Linked DNA regions of Homo sapiens: region 2 is linked to region 1. The links are chromatin contacts, found by Hi-C in ENCODE. All regions are on one chromosome and are shown on one strand. The core of a region is the stretch at or near the end of the contact, and the rest is flanking DNA. Distances in the headings are between cores, read along the strand shown. Region 1 holds the start of DHRS4-AS1 (DHRS4 antisense RNA 1). Region 2 holds the start of CARMIL3 (capping protein regulator and myosin 1 linker 3).

The links. Hi-C counts contacts between places; a loop is a spot of excess contacts on that map. Pooled maps may share reads with other maps.
Region 2: a loop to region 1 is called in a pooled map, with 3 times the contacts of the local background. The contact joins the promoter of CARMIL3 here to the promoter of DHRS4-AS1 in region 1. A Hi-C loop is called at or near these places in 4 of 50 pooled maps.

What each region holds. Positions count from the first base shown.
Region 1 is chr14:23,951,420-23,958,495 of GRCh38, reverse strand. DHRS4-AS1 (DHRS4 antisense RNA 1) reads left to right here and starts at 3,384. Exons shown (of 2, transcript NR_023922.2): 1 at 3,384-3,748. DHRS4 (dehydrogenase/reductase 4) reads right to left here and starts at 4,726. Exons shown (of 8, transcript NM_021004.4): 1 at 4,580-4,726; 2 at 3,284-3,461. The coding sequence starts at 4,707. RefSeq lists enhancers at 4,085-4,214, 4,265-4,394, 5,005-5,204.
Region 2 is chr14:24,049,428-24,056,503 of GRCh38, reverse strand. It overlaps CARMIL3 (capping protein regulator and myosin 1 linker 3), which reads right to left and starts at 4,495. Exons shown (of 40, transcript NM_138360.4): 1 at 4,311-4,495; 2 at 2,701-2,795; 3 at 2,366-2,416; 4 at 2,203-2,262; 5 at 1,993-2,108; 6 at 1,696-1,793; 7 at 1,368-1,438; 8 at 1,194-1,267; 9 at 886-961; 10 at 715-803; 11 at 111-205. The coding sequence starts at 4,350. It also overlaps the pseudogene DHRS4L1. RefSeq lists an enhancer at 3,138-3,837 and silencers at 3,853-4,022, 4,043-4,132, 4,403-4,702.

The sequences.
Region 1 (7,076 bases), core at 2,135-4,634:
TAGAGTAATGAATGGCCAAGCAGAATCTGCCAACAAGGGTTTTCAGTACAAAGCCACCCTGAAACCAGACTTTCCGTTTGCCCGGAACTGGCAATTTTGATGCCTTGGGCAAGTTGCAGTACACGGGCCCTCGGTCAACTTTGTGCTCCGGATTTGGCACACAGAGGGGTGTTACTAACAATGTACACCATCTGCTAGCTTCCCGTTTTAACTAATTATTCTTGTTAACTAGGTGCTAAGCTCAGTTGTTTCTAGACAGTTGAAGGAATGCTGGGCTGTCAATGTGTAAATCTAACAAAATTTACAGTCACATAATCTTTTAAAACCAGTATTAATACTTTCTTGCACCCTTTAAATTTTGGTATCCTGGCACAAAGCCAAGTCACCTGCCTTGGCTCTGTGTAAGTCTCACCAATGGACTTGTTACTAGGGAGGTGCAGAGTAAGTTAATAAGTGATGTGCGCCGTGCTCAGTACACATGTGTTTGGGCTGGGAGGAGACAATGGATTGCTCTAGAATCACCTGGAGACATTTTCTACTCTGCTGTATACCCCATACTCCTCTCCTTCCAGGTCTGTCAGCACAGAGATGGGAGGAGGCTGGGTTTTGATTGAACAGAGACAGCAAACCATAAAAGATGAATGAGGCTGGGTGTGGTGGCTCACACCTATAATCCTAGCACTTTGGTAGGCCCAGTGGGGAGGACCACTTGAGGCCAGGAGTTCAAAACAGCCTGGGAAATACAGCCCCAACTCTACAAAAAATTTAAAAAATGAACTGGTGTGGTGGTGCATGCCTATAGTTTTAGCCACTTGGGAGGCTGAGGTGGGAGGATTGCTTGAGTTCAGGACTTCGAGGTTACAGTGAGCTATGATCATGTCACTGCACTGCAGCCTGGGCAACAGAAGGAGGCCCTGTCTCTGGAAAAAAAAAAAAAAGGAAAGTCTTCTAAGTCTTATTCTAAATTGTGTGATCACTACACCAAAGCGGTTAGGAGCTGTTTGTTCTGTGTTCTGATAGTTATACATTTTTAAGAAAAAATATAATCAAGGAGATAGGCAGCTACTCTGGTTTCCACTTACAACACCAGTGAGAAGCTTCGTGGTGTCCAGATGAGGAGGCCACTGGGTAGTATCCATTCTCAGGAAAGTGGCTTTTCTCATTGCAGGGTAACATGTGGCAACTGGCAGAAGACATTTCAAATTGCTGACAAGTATTCTATCATTCTCCTCTCTGACAATGGTCATACAAACTACTTGAGAGTCATTTTTGACTTCTCTATTTCCCACTTTTTGACATGGGGTTGGAAAATCTTGGTTCGTTTCCACTGAATGTCTCTTGGGCACATCTATTCCAGTCCCACCGCCACTGCTCTAAACCTGGAGGACAGCAACAGCTTCCTCACTGATGCCCTGGATTCGGTGTCTCCTCTGTATATCCTTCCTACCAGAGCCAGATTAGCTTTCCTAATAACCATCTTTCTCTTGCTCAAAACCTCACATGGCTTCTTATTTGCTACAAGGGTGTGTAAACATATCCTTTTAAGAGGCCATATCCTTTTAAGGTCCTTAACGTATCCTTTTAAGAAGCTATGGCCGGGCACAGTGGCTCACGCCTGTAATCCCAGCACATTGGGAGGCCGAGGGGGTGGATCACCTGAGGTCAGGAGTTCAAGACCAGCCTGGCCAACATGGTGAAACCCTGTCTCTACCAAAAATACAAAAATTAGCTGGACGTGGTGGTGGATGCCTGTAATCCTAGCTGCTCGGGAGGCTGAGGCATGAGAATTGCTTGAACCTGGAGGCGGAGGTTGCAGTGAGCTGAGATTGTGCCATATCACTTCAGCCTGGGCAACAAGAATGAAACTCTGTCTCAAAAAAAAAAAAAAAAAAAAAAGGATATGGAGGCCCATGGCCTCTATCTTTCCAATGCAGCCCCTTCCCCAGCAGTACTCCTGAGCCTGTGCTCTCCACTGTGGCCTGACAGTGCTCCTCTGTTTCCTTCAGTTCCTCCTTGGCTGTCTGCTCATTTTGCAGAGTTATCTGGAACCTCATCACTATTCCATCTGTCCATTCCCATCCATTCCTTAAGGTTTAGCTCAAGTACCACCTCTGGGCCAGGCCTGTAGGCCATGTTAAGTGAACCTGGTGGGGGCCACAGGATGTTTTTCCGGGAGGATTTTCACATTACATTGCTACATGTCATATGGTTAGTGCTAATTGATCCAGACTCCCAAACGGCTCCTTCCACCATCAGGATCAAGGCCCCAATCTTGGGGTCTGTCCATCAGCCTAAGCCAAGCTTTTTTGGACTCACATTTGTGACTTTCTTGGACTCATATTTGGCTCTTTCCAATGCACATTTGAGCATTTGCCAGACAGTTCCTTAAAAATGGAATTACCCTATTCTGTCTACCATACTACTGTCTACTATTGCTTAAGATCCTCCTCTTCTAAGATTATGCAAATTATTTCTGCCAACCTTCCAATCTGTTAGCAGAATCCTGTACTTTCCATTTTTGGGTAGATTCTCCCTTCCACTCTGGGAAATAAAGTGTATGCCGTGAGCCTCAAGGGAAGAGGAGCTTCCTTTGTGAATGCTTCATATTTGCTTCAGCAGCTGCAAGGCTGGTGTCCACTACTAATTCTGACATCGACTTATATACTTTCTTTGAGACTAAAGTCCAGTACCCGGTAGTCCACAGGCAGCCAATAAAGGAAGGGAGCCTGGGAGGTCTGGGTCTTTCCTTACTGGCTGTGGGACCTTGGGAAGTTGCTCCAGCTATCTGAGCCAGGGTCTGCAGACTGAGAGAATAGTCCTTGCCTTGCTTGGGTTGTTGTCAGGTCTAGAGATAACCTGTGTAAGGCTCTGAACACAGGAAATGGCACATAGTAAGTGGCTGAAACATGGTGGGCTGCTTCCTGAGGTTCCCAGGGACTTGACTCTATAAGCTGAAGAAGAGGGGAATGTTTATTAACTCATGGGTGGGAACATGTATTTTGTGATTGTATTTACCCTTCACATCTGTTCAATTAGATTGAAAATTACTGCAGAACCAGTACCAGCTGTTTCTTTGGGGTACTCAAGGGATGATGCAGGGTTGAAGCATTAGAATGTTTTAAAATTCTCTGACTGAGATGGGATGATTCTCTGACGTTAGTATATGGACATAATAGAAAGGCACACAGTAAAAATGTGCTGCTGTCTAGGAAAGCAGGGAAGGAGGCTCAGGCTGGCTCCGTTTTCCACCTCCTGGCTCTGTGCCCATTTCCCTGCAGCTCACCGTGGCCACCAGCCGCTCCCGGTCCTCCGCCTTCCCCACATGGCACACGGTGCCCGTCACGCTCAGCCCCTCCCCCTGCAGCGTGGCCACCGCCTGGTCCACATTCTGCTGCTTCCGGCTGCTGACGACCACATGGGCCCCGTCCTGGGCCAAACGCCGGGCGATGGCGAAGCCGATCCTGTGAGCAGAAAGAGACAAAGACTGCTAAGGCCTGTGCAGGGGAAGAGGTCGACAGTATGAGCTCTGAAGTTAAGACTGCCCGGGTTTGAATTCTGGCTCTTTCTCTATATAACCCCTACGTGTGCCTACTATGTGTAAAACAGGCTTAATGGCATGGCCATTTTTGGCATTCCTTTACTTGTTTTTATTATGACCTGGACCACAGCCTCAGTTCCCAAGAACTGACATCACTTTCTACAGTTCCCACCATGGGTGACAGGCTTCATCCCCTCTTGGGACTGAGAGGTGAGAAATGAGCTGGGTTTGCAGCAGCAGCCACTTCCGTGATTTGAGGGTCTCACTCAGAACAGCCCTGCCCCCAGGTTTCTTTCTTACTCGTCTACATCATTCTCAAAATTCTATCCTTAGTTATTTTTTGGGGTGCATGTGAAAAGATGGTCTCCGGTCAAAAATGTAAATATTGCCTTGGGAGGAAGAGTTACACATTTTGCATTTGTCAGCTATTAGCATTTTACCTACATTTGTATTTTAGTTTTGTGAAGAGCTGGCATCTAGCAAAGTCCTGTAGAAATGAGGACCAGGATAGACAAGAATGGTGGGTGAGAAACAGGCTGGGCAAGGTCGGCCCAGATGTACCGACCTAAACAAAAATCTCGACATATGGCTCTGGTGTCCCATCTAGGTAAGGGGGAGGGGTTCCGGGGGACTTTCCGGTGCCCAAATAGAATGTCTGGTACATTTTCAAAGTGCTGGAGGCCGTGGGATAGTATTTTGAAATCCAGATTTCCTTGGATTTCCAGTTTCTGGTCTTCCCAGACGCTAGGTGGCGCTGGTTGACTGGGGCAGCCCAGAACACTGGGGAGACTAGATCGATAGGGCTGCACAGAGGTGGCACAGTTGTGCCAGAGGTAGCAGGGACAGGAGGGCTGGCAAGGGAGGGTCCAGGGCTAGGGGATTCGGAGTGGCTTCAGGCGGACCACGTGGCTACCTTTTTTCCAGGGCCAGACTTTGGCAGCGTGTAAGGTCTGAGGACAGGGGCACCGGAGGCCGAGGATGAGAGGCCAGTGCCTGTTTCCAGGCAGCCAGGGCCTCAGAAACTCCGGCCGGAGCACTCACCCGTCGGTGGAGGCCGTTACCAGGGCCACCTTATTTGCGAGCGGGTCCCGGCGGGTCATCCCGGAGCTGGCCATCCGCACCGAATTCCAAGCCCGGGCACAGAGGCCTAGCAGCCCCGCCTTGTGCATGGATCAGACCAGCAAGTATGGGTTCCACTCTTCCCAGGGGCGGTGACAGAGTAGGGCGAGGGGCAGGACGAAGGGCGGGCCGATTCCCTGCCCGCCCTGCTCCCCGCCCCGGTACCGCTGTGAGCGGTCTGTGGCCCTGGGCACCTCCATCCGCCGCGGCGCCCCTCCACCATCTACCTTCCGCCTGACTGGGGCTTGCCTTTCCGGGCTGGCGGGTGAGCTCTCCGTTCAAGTTGCCTGTAGGGCTCGCCCCTCCCCTGGCCCTTGCAGGAACCCGCAGGCTTTGGCTGCTGCCTTTCTGCATCTGCTTGCCCACCTTTTCTTCTCTGGGAAGTGGGGGTTTTGAGTTGGTTGCTTTTGCTTCTTCAGAATTCCTTCTCCAAGAAAGTCTGGGTCTATGTGTGTGACAGCCCACAGGAGGGCAAATGTTTTGAGACTGCCCATGGAGGTGAGGCCTGTGGTCGCCATGGAGTCCACCAGGTGAGGCTGGAAGAGCCTGGGAGAGAGACGTGATAGGGAGTAGCTGCGCCAGGCCTGGCACTGCCCTTCACTCTGCCCAAGGTCTCTTCCATCTTCACGGGCCCTGGAGGGCAGACTATGGTCATTGGCCAAACAGCATTCTCATGTCCGTTGACAAAGGGACTTCCTCCTTTACAGGGGCTAAGTGGTAGCGAGGAGGCTGGACAGTCCCTCAAGCAGTGGTGGAAATGCAAAGAACTCGGGGCACTCAAGTTCTCCCTAACCACTCTGTCCCCAGGTCTTAGCCGCCATCTTAGTTCAATAAATATTTGTTGAATGCAAAATCTCTTTATGAACTGTAAGCTACTAAGCACATAGTAGTTACTGCCACCATGTAGTGATTATTATTGGTGCCCTGGGCCAGACTCTTCATCTGTAAATTACTGAGGGTATGGATGATGAATAAAGTCCTTGCCAGCTATAAATTCTGTGTCCAAGACTTCAGTCTGCACTTCTGCCAAGTGGGCTGAAATGATCTCCCTCCTGGGTTTCCGGGAGAATGAAGAAATCTGGATGGCTTATGGTACAGTGTAGAAAGGCCCCAACAGACCCAAATGCAAGCATCTGAATTGGTTTAACCCACTGGCCTCCAAAGCCAGACTGAGAAGCAGTGCTGGTTCATGGCAGCGTTTTCACTAGTTCAAGGCAAAATGAGAAAAGGAAACAATTACAGTGAGTTTCATAAAGCTAAGCTTATTTAACAGTCCTTTATTGTGGAGTATACGTTTGCTTCTTTTTGTGTGTGTGTGTGTGTGTTAGTGTTTTCTTTTAGAAAAGATGATGAAAGCAGATGGGTAGGTTTAGAGATGTGTTATTGGTGAAATCACCAGTTTGGCAGCCTTATGCCAGTCCCTACAATTAAAGGGGAAAGAATCCTGGTTTGTGAAATCCAGTTCTAGGCATGACTTTTGAATAGAATTCATGTTTGCTCAAGATTCATTTAGTATATGTGCAGGTAAGCTGAGCAGCTGAAAAAGGGTTTCAACATTCAAAAGGGGGTGTATGGTGAGCAAGTAATAGAACGGCCTGCACTGGAATTCTAGTGTTTTCCTCAGCCAAGAAGTTACAGCTGCAATACTCTGCTTTGCTACTCAGCAGATCCCGATGAGACAGGAGAGCTTCAGTATAATTTTCCCCATGTCCAGGGAAGGCTGACTCTGACTGGTGCTCCTCAGTCTGAGCCTCATGAATTATTGACAGAGGCTGGAAGCGCCACACTGCTTGTCCTCTTGCACTGTTTGGAGCTAACGCACTGTGGGAACCCTTCCCAGGGCTCTCCATCTGTGTGTGCGGCTGGGGGAGGGTACACAGGAGGACGGCTGCGGGGGTTCTCAGGGCTTGGTTCAAAGGGACAGGCCTGCAGGGGGCGTTTGATCTCTCTTTCCCTTCTCTTCAGAGGTAGACAGGTGGACTCAGGGGCTGAGGTTGGCAGGAAGGTGAGGAAGACTACACTTCAAAGAGCAAAGGATTCTGGGAAGAGAGAATTGTGGCTTGGGTGCTTGGTGAACATTACATGGCCCTTCCTTGTGTGGGCAGGGTTGCTATTTGGCCTCTAGCACTATTTCTTTTGTGGAGAGCACAGGGGACATTAGGGAGGGGGCCTGTGAGCAGAAAAGGATGGAAGGAAGTCAAGAAGTATGGGACTCTCTAGCACTACTCCTCATCAAGCTCGCTTATTGGAGATAAGAACAGGAAATCTTGGGCTGGGCATGGTGGCTCACACCTGTAATCCTCTTTACTAACAATACGAAAATTAGCTGGGCGTGGTCAGAAGTTCGAGATCAGCCTGGCCAACATGGTGAAACCTCATCTCTACTAAAAATACAAAAACCAGCCGGGCCTGGTGGCAT
Region 2 (7,076 bases), core at 3,246-5,745, 97 kb before region 1:
GGGCAGGGGCTGGAATCAGGCTGGAGAGCTGCTGTTCAGACCTGGTTGGGCTCTGGGCTAGGACAGGGGTCTGCATTGGGATGGGGACAGGATTCAGGGCTGGGGCTCACCCTTGTCCTCGATGGGGTTGTGGGACAGAGTGAGGGCATGCAGCACACAGCTCCCGTTCTCCCCAAACACCCCGGCCAGCTTCTGGACAAAGTCCCTTCAGGGAAGGGGAGGAAGGATTTGTCCTGAGCTGAGCCCCAGGTCCCAGCCTCTGGGCTTCCCCTCCTCCTCTACCTGACTGCCTGGCTGGGGCTGCATGGTCAGAGGCCCCCACAACAGGGGAACAGCTCAGGGCCTGCCAGGGAGCTTGTCACCACTCCGGAGTACCTGGGGGCATTCCACACCTTAGGAAGTTGTGCTGAGACAAAGGTCAGCTTTGGGTCCTCAAGACTGGAGCAGCCCACCCTGCTTGGTAGTTAATGGAAAAAGAGGACGGGGCATGGAACATCCTGGGGAAAGGCCATGGAGCTGGGCGTCAGGAGGCTTGGGTCTGAGTTCTAGCTTGACCTCCGACTTGCTTTGTGCCCTCTTTTGGCCTTGGTCTCCTCTTCTGTAGAGAGAGGCACTGGATAAGATAGTCCAGAGGCCTGCATCATGCTCTGAGGTTCTGGGACCCTAAAACTACATCAAGGGTGCACTACTGCCCAAGGAGGAGACTGGCCTCACGTCTTAAGCCCGGCGTTGTCCAGCACCAGCTCTTCGAGGCTCCCCGACTTGCTTAGGGTATGTAGCACCTGTTCTAGCACTTCAGAGCCCTGAGGACAGAGGGGGGTCTTGTGATCAGGGGCCAAGGGGGGCACTACTTCTCCCACCTCACCAGCCCCTCCCAGTTCCTACCAGCCGCAAGTCCTTGCAGTAGAGTTTGGTGAACCACTGGTTGTAGGCCAGGGCTGCTACCATTAGGGCCAAGTCTCTGTGGGGATATGGAAGGGGGCAGGAAAGTGGTGAGCAGGTGGTTGGGTCAGAAAAGAAGAGACCAAGGATAGGGTGGTTGGGCTGGGGAAGGCCTAAATGGGTAGATGGGGATGGGATGGAGTTGGGGAGATAGAGCTGGGGCTGTGGGACCAGAAGGGCACTCCTGGGAAGGGCTGGGGTTGGGCTGAATTTGGGAATTTGAGGGTGGAGTCTCTGCCCCATCTGCTTACCGGCTCTCCAAGTGGCTGAAATCCAAAAGATTGAACTCCCGGTTATCTTCAGCATGGTAGATGGTGTCCACATCCTTGGAGAGGTGGAACTGGCTCACACCTGCTCCCCACTTCCTTCTTAGCCCCTTCCCTCCAGGTCCCACCTGTTCCCTATGGGGTCCCTGCCCAACATACCCATTGAACCTCCTCACGGCAGTGTAGCCCATTGTAGTCACACAGAGCAGCGTAGGTCTCAGAGAAGCCACCTGTGGGGCAGGAGATAGGCTGATTCCATGAGGGTAAGGAGATGGGGAATAGGCTTGGGGTTCAAGAACAGTCAAGGTCACTTTATGTGCCAGTGCTCTTGGTTCTTGCTATGCCATGAACTTCCTGAGGTCTGGGAGCTGGGAGTCCTTCAGGCAGGCAAAGCCCGCCCGCCCAGGCAACACCCTGTGCACAAAGGGCTCTGATCATGGGGCAAGATGGTGGAGCGCCTACTTTCCTCACATCTGCCCCTGCTCACCGCAGACACTGTGGGTGGTAGATGTGGAAGTCTCAGAGTTGGGGGATGTATCTCGGGGCCCCTCTGGGGTGTCTGCGTTTCCACGCCGGATCAAACACCTGGAAAAGAAACAAGTCATTCCAGAGAGGGCTGGAAAGAGGCTCTCAGTTCTTCCCACGTTATAGCTCCTGCATCCCAGGAAAAACCAGGAGTGGGGACATGAGAGCTCTCCTTCTCAGCCCTGGCCCAGGGGAAGGAGGAAGGGATGAACTCTCCCTCTCATCTAATGCCTTAAGAGACCCCTTATTTGCCACTCACCCAGGGCCAGGGCAGACCTTGGACAGGGCAGAGCTCACATGTCGTGTCACCTGGTCCACACTTTCAGCTGATGGCAGTCGCATGCTCACCATGCCACGCTCCGTCTCCACCAGGATCTGGGGGAGACGAAGCGTCAGAGCCTCAGACTCCCTCCTCTCTGCTCCCTCCTCCAGCTGGCCCAGTAGTGGGGCCCAAAGCCCTGGTACTCACCTGATTCTGACTGAGCGTGTTGAAGGCACGGATCTCCAGGACATTGAAGGAGCTCTCCACCTAGGAGGGATGGAGATGCTCAGCTCCTGGTAAGGACCTGGGTTGCCAGGCTTGGGAGGTAGGGAGCATGCCAGGTGCTCTCCTGCTCCTCAGCCCAACTCACCTTGGCCGGGACTTTAAGGAGGAAGAGGTGGAGGCGCCAGGAGGTCAGGGCCTACAGAGAGAGGAAAAAATCGGCAGCTCATGGCAGCTGCTGGGCCTTGGTGGCCCTGCCCTCCTTAAGCCCTTCAGCTCTGCTCTTGGAGTGTCTCCCCAACCCGATGCCCTACCCTAGACTTCTGGACATCAACACAGTCCAGCCCTGCCTCCTCCCCCCAGGTTTTGTCTCCTCAGTGTCCACCCACTTCTGTCTCTTCTGTCCTCCCGGCTCCCTGCCCTCTACTGGCCAGCTGCCCTTGCCAGCCACCTCCTCCCTCCCCACATGCCCAGTGCCCTCACCAGCACTCGGTCCTCAAACTTCTTGGGCTTTGTCTCCAACTTCACATGATGTTGTTGGAGCACGGCCCCTTGGCTCAGGCACCTCCGGATGCTGTCTGAGGGGGGGTGGGAGCCTGCTCAGAGCTTCACCTTACCCTGGCCACCCCCACCTCCCAGAGCTCTCCAGATAGAGGCAGGGTCAGGGTCAAATGGGATAAGAGAGAAACAGAGAGACAAAGAAGGGAGGACAGGGACAGAGGGCATTCCTTCTTGGGTGACTTTTCACACTGTCTCTTTTTTGACTTTTCTCTTCCTATTAGAGAGGGAGTAGGGTGTGGAGAAAACTCCGGCTCCTGATGTCCCTGAGTCAGGGGACGGTTGCTGACTGTCTGTGGGAGGGTGTGTCTCACACTTCTGAGGGTGTGAAGAATTTTTCCAACCCATGCACTACAACAGCCATTGACACATACAAAGTGAGTCACTGTGTGGGGGTGTGGGGTGTCCCTTTGACTATATTCTAGGTGGTCCGGGTGTGAGTGTCTGCCTTTACTATGAGAGTGTGCATGCCTCCTGGAGATGTCAGGGAGCCTGAGTGTGGCATTGGTGGGGACAGGTAAGTGTGAATGAGTATGCTGTGGAAGGGGCACAGAGCCAGACACTTCCTCTGTGTGTGTTGGGCGGGGAGAAGAATTAATGTTTAAATGAGCCCCATACCCATCTGCTGGCAGAACCACCCAGATATAGTGTGTGTGTGTGTGTGTGCACGCGCGTGTGCTGGGGTGCCATCTCTGTGAAGATGTGTTTACACACGTCTAATGATTGTGCTGTGTGTGTGTGCAGGTGTGGGAGATTGCCACGGCGCAGCATGCCTCTGAGTATCCACGAGCATCCTGCGCTTTGCGTGGGCTAGCCTGTGCTCCCGTCTCTGGGGGTCAGGGTTGTGGCAGTGCTGGGTGGCCGGGCCTGGGTTTGGGCTAGGTCTGAGAACCATGCAAACGGGAGAAGCCTTGATGTGTGGGTGGTGGGTAGCGAGAAGGAAGCAGGCTGGGACGGGGCTGTGGGAGGCGAGCCTCAGAGACCCTCCTGCTCTTGGTTTTAGCTCCAATCCAGGGCCTCTTCCCTGACTCCTTTCTTTGCCCCACTGGCCTGGGCGCTGCCCAGCTCCTAAGGGGCTCTTCAGGGCCAGTTCCGGGGCGGGGCCGGGAGGAGGGAGGGTGTTAAGCCACGCAGCGGTCAGGACCAGGGGCAGCTCCCATCGCAGGGAGGGGCGGGCTTGGCCCCGCCCGGCGGGGAAGCGGGGACTCTCCGGATGGGAGACTGGACGCTTCGCCGAGGGTGGGCTAGGAACGCCGAGAGTCAGCCCCAGGGAGCGCCAGGGAACTGCACCTGTCACCGAAGGGCGGGACGGGCGGCTCCGGGACAGGAAGGTCCCGACCGGGTGAGGCGAGGCAGGCAGCGGAGGATGCTCCGGGGACAGCGATGCCCGGACTGGAATGCAGGGGCTGCCTTGGAGCCAGGATGCATGGGGTGAGGGGTGTGAGACACCGGGCTGGGATGCACCACGGGGAGGAACGCGCTGGGTCTGGGATGCTCCCGGACGGGGCGTCCCAGAGACCGAGGCAGCCTCGTACCTTGCAACTCGCGGGTGAGCTCCACGCTGGGCTTGGCCATGGCGGCCGCTGCTGCTGAGGCTGCTGCAGAGGAGCCGCCGCCGCCGCCGGGGAGCCGCGGCACATGCTAGACCCGGCTTCAGCAGGGCCCGGGCGCTGAGCGCTGCAGCAGCGGCCGAGCCCGCTCCGGTCAGGGGCGGCTGCTTGAGCGCTCCTCCCCCCGCCTCGGAGCGCCGGCTCCCCCGCCCAGCAGGGAGAGCTGCCGGACTGAGCATGCGCTCCGCGCTGCCGAGCCGCGTGAGACCCCGCGCGCGCTCGCGCCGACCCTTCTCGCTGGCTCCCGCGTGAGCTGGCCGGTGTGCGTCGCCCGGTGTCCGGGCCTTCGGGGCGGGGGGCAGCGTCCCCGCTTTCCATCTACTCAATCCTCGGGCCCGTGGGCAGAAGCCATTTCTTTTGTTTGTGGGCCCGGGCACCTTGCAGGGCCTTTCTCTATTCCCCACCGGCTCAGGACCCCTCCAGCTTGTCCTTGCTGACTCGGGACCTAGGGCCATGCTGGGAGAGGGCATGGCTGGATCTGGGAGGCGAGGGGCGGGGAGGTGTTAGAGAGTTCCTCCTTCCCCACCCTCGCCCGACTCGCCCTGCCTCGGGGATCCCCGTGGCGTCCTGGGAGTTCCTGTCCCACCTTCCTTCCAGTTGGCAGCTCTGCAGACACCTCCACCCCTGAACATCACGCTCAGGTCCTGGAGACAGGGAGGAGGGCTGGGGGATCCAGAGATCCAGCCTGGCCAGACTTCTGCTCTCTGCTCAGCTAAGCACCCCGCACTGAGAAAACGTCGATTCGATTCAAAGCCGCGCAATCATCTGCATTTTATTTGCACCTCATTTGCAAGTTGTTAATTTGCAACTCTGCTCCTTCCACTCCAGCTTCCTTCTCTCTCATCTCCCCTCAAATTCCCCAGTGGCCTGGGCAAAAAATATCTTGGTCTTTGCCAAGGTAGACTCAGCCTTGTCAGCAGGCCTGTCCTGTGTTCTCAGGGGAGGCCTTTACCCAAGGCCACAACAACAGCAGGAATCCCGAGTAAGACACCACCTTGACGGCAGGGAAGGCTGGATCTTTTCACAGGGCAGAACTGATTTGATGAGGTGAACAGTAAGGTGAGCAGAGGTGGGAAAGGCCAGTGGGTGAATGCAGGAACAGCACCAGGAGCTAGAGCCCAACTCTGGCCTGTGGGCTGTCTCCGGGTCCTCAGAGGCGGGACGGGGTTCCTCCACCCACCATCACTGTTTCCCCAGTGAGGTAGCTGGCATCTTCAGAGCACAGGAAAGACACGATGCCAAGAGAATCCTCTGGCTCGCCTAACCTGGGGAATAGGGGAAGCAAGGAAGGGAGTAAAAATCAAACAGGTCTGCCTCCCTCACCTGGGACACGGGGAATGAAATTTGCTTAATCAAGAATTATCAGATAACTTTTCAGGATCAGTGTACAAACTTTCCGCCTATCAAATAGGGTTACCATGAGGATATGCTGTTATAATTTAGTATAAGCATACTGTACTCTGCAAAAACCATTACCCATAATATTCAAATACTATAGAGACACTGTTTTTTAGAGAGCTCAGGACACCAAAATCCAAAGTTATACAGGTAAAATAGTAATTATTTCATACTTCAAAAAAATGGTTTCACATGTGCACACACTAAAGTATCAGGGAGTCTGTGTGACAGTAAATGGTGTGTTTAAAATGATTCCATTTGTACAGGTTCAACTTAGAGACAATTTTTTCAGGAATCTATACTTGTCCCTTAAAGTCAGGATCATTTGGTGAGAATGTGCTAATTCTTATTTTATCAGTGACTGCATAGTTAGGAGACACTTTAATCTGCCTGCCATAGAATGCTCTAGAGGTGGGCAGAGTAACTCAAACCTAGAAGGGCTGAATTAATGCTTCTCCATTCTAGCTGTACCTTGCAATCATTTGAGAGGCTTAAACAAAAAAAGAAAAGAAAAGACAAAGAAAAACAAAACCCTAGATGGTCAAGTCCTACCTTGGACCAATTAAAAAAGAATCTTTGGGAGTGGGTGGGGCCTGAGCACCTGCAGTTTAAAAAGCTCCCCAGGTGATTCTAATGTGCATCCAGTATTGAGCTACATGGGCTAGATCATTCACTGGAGCTCTAGGTTGACAATCCCCTGACTTATTAATGAGTTATGAACTAGGCCTGTAGCTCATGCCTGACATCAGAATGGCTTTGGGAAGATTTGGGATGTCTGGACCAGTACGGAATTAGGCATTGCTGGCATTTGTCCTTGAGGGACAAGATGGAGAAACTAGATAGTGCCCAGAAGCCAGAAGGTAGAGAGAGGCAGGGAACTTAGAGGAAAGGGAGCCCGACAAAGGTGCTTGAACAGTTCACCCAGCTCACTGGGGAAGAAAGTAACTCCTTAGGCAAGGGGAGTTTGGGGCTTAGTAAAACTCTTCATTCTTTTCATTTGGATTGTAGATCATCAACCTGAGTTTTGTAAACATGTGTCATTATTCAAGGGGACTAAAAAAGCATGGTTTTGGTTATAGTCCCTGGTCTCCATGGATGCTCAGAGGTGGAGGCAATCCCCCAGGTGGAGAGAGGACTCAGGGCTTCTCCGAGAGCTCTGCACTGCTGAAACCCCGATGTCTCTGTGTTTACCTTTGGAAAGGGAAGCTGACTTCTTGCTCAGGTCACTGTAGTGATAGTGTTTATGAATTCGTGGTCTGTGAGGCAGAGGAGAGCCTGCCTGTGTTATCTGTG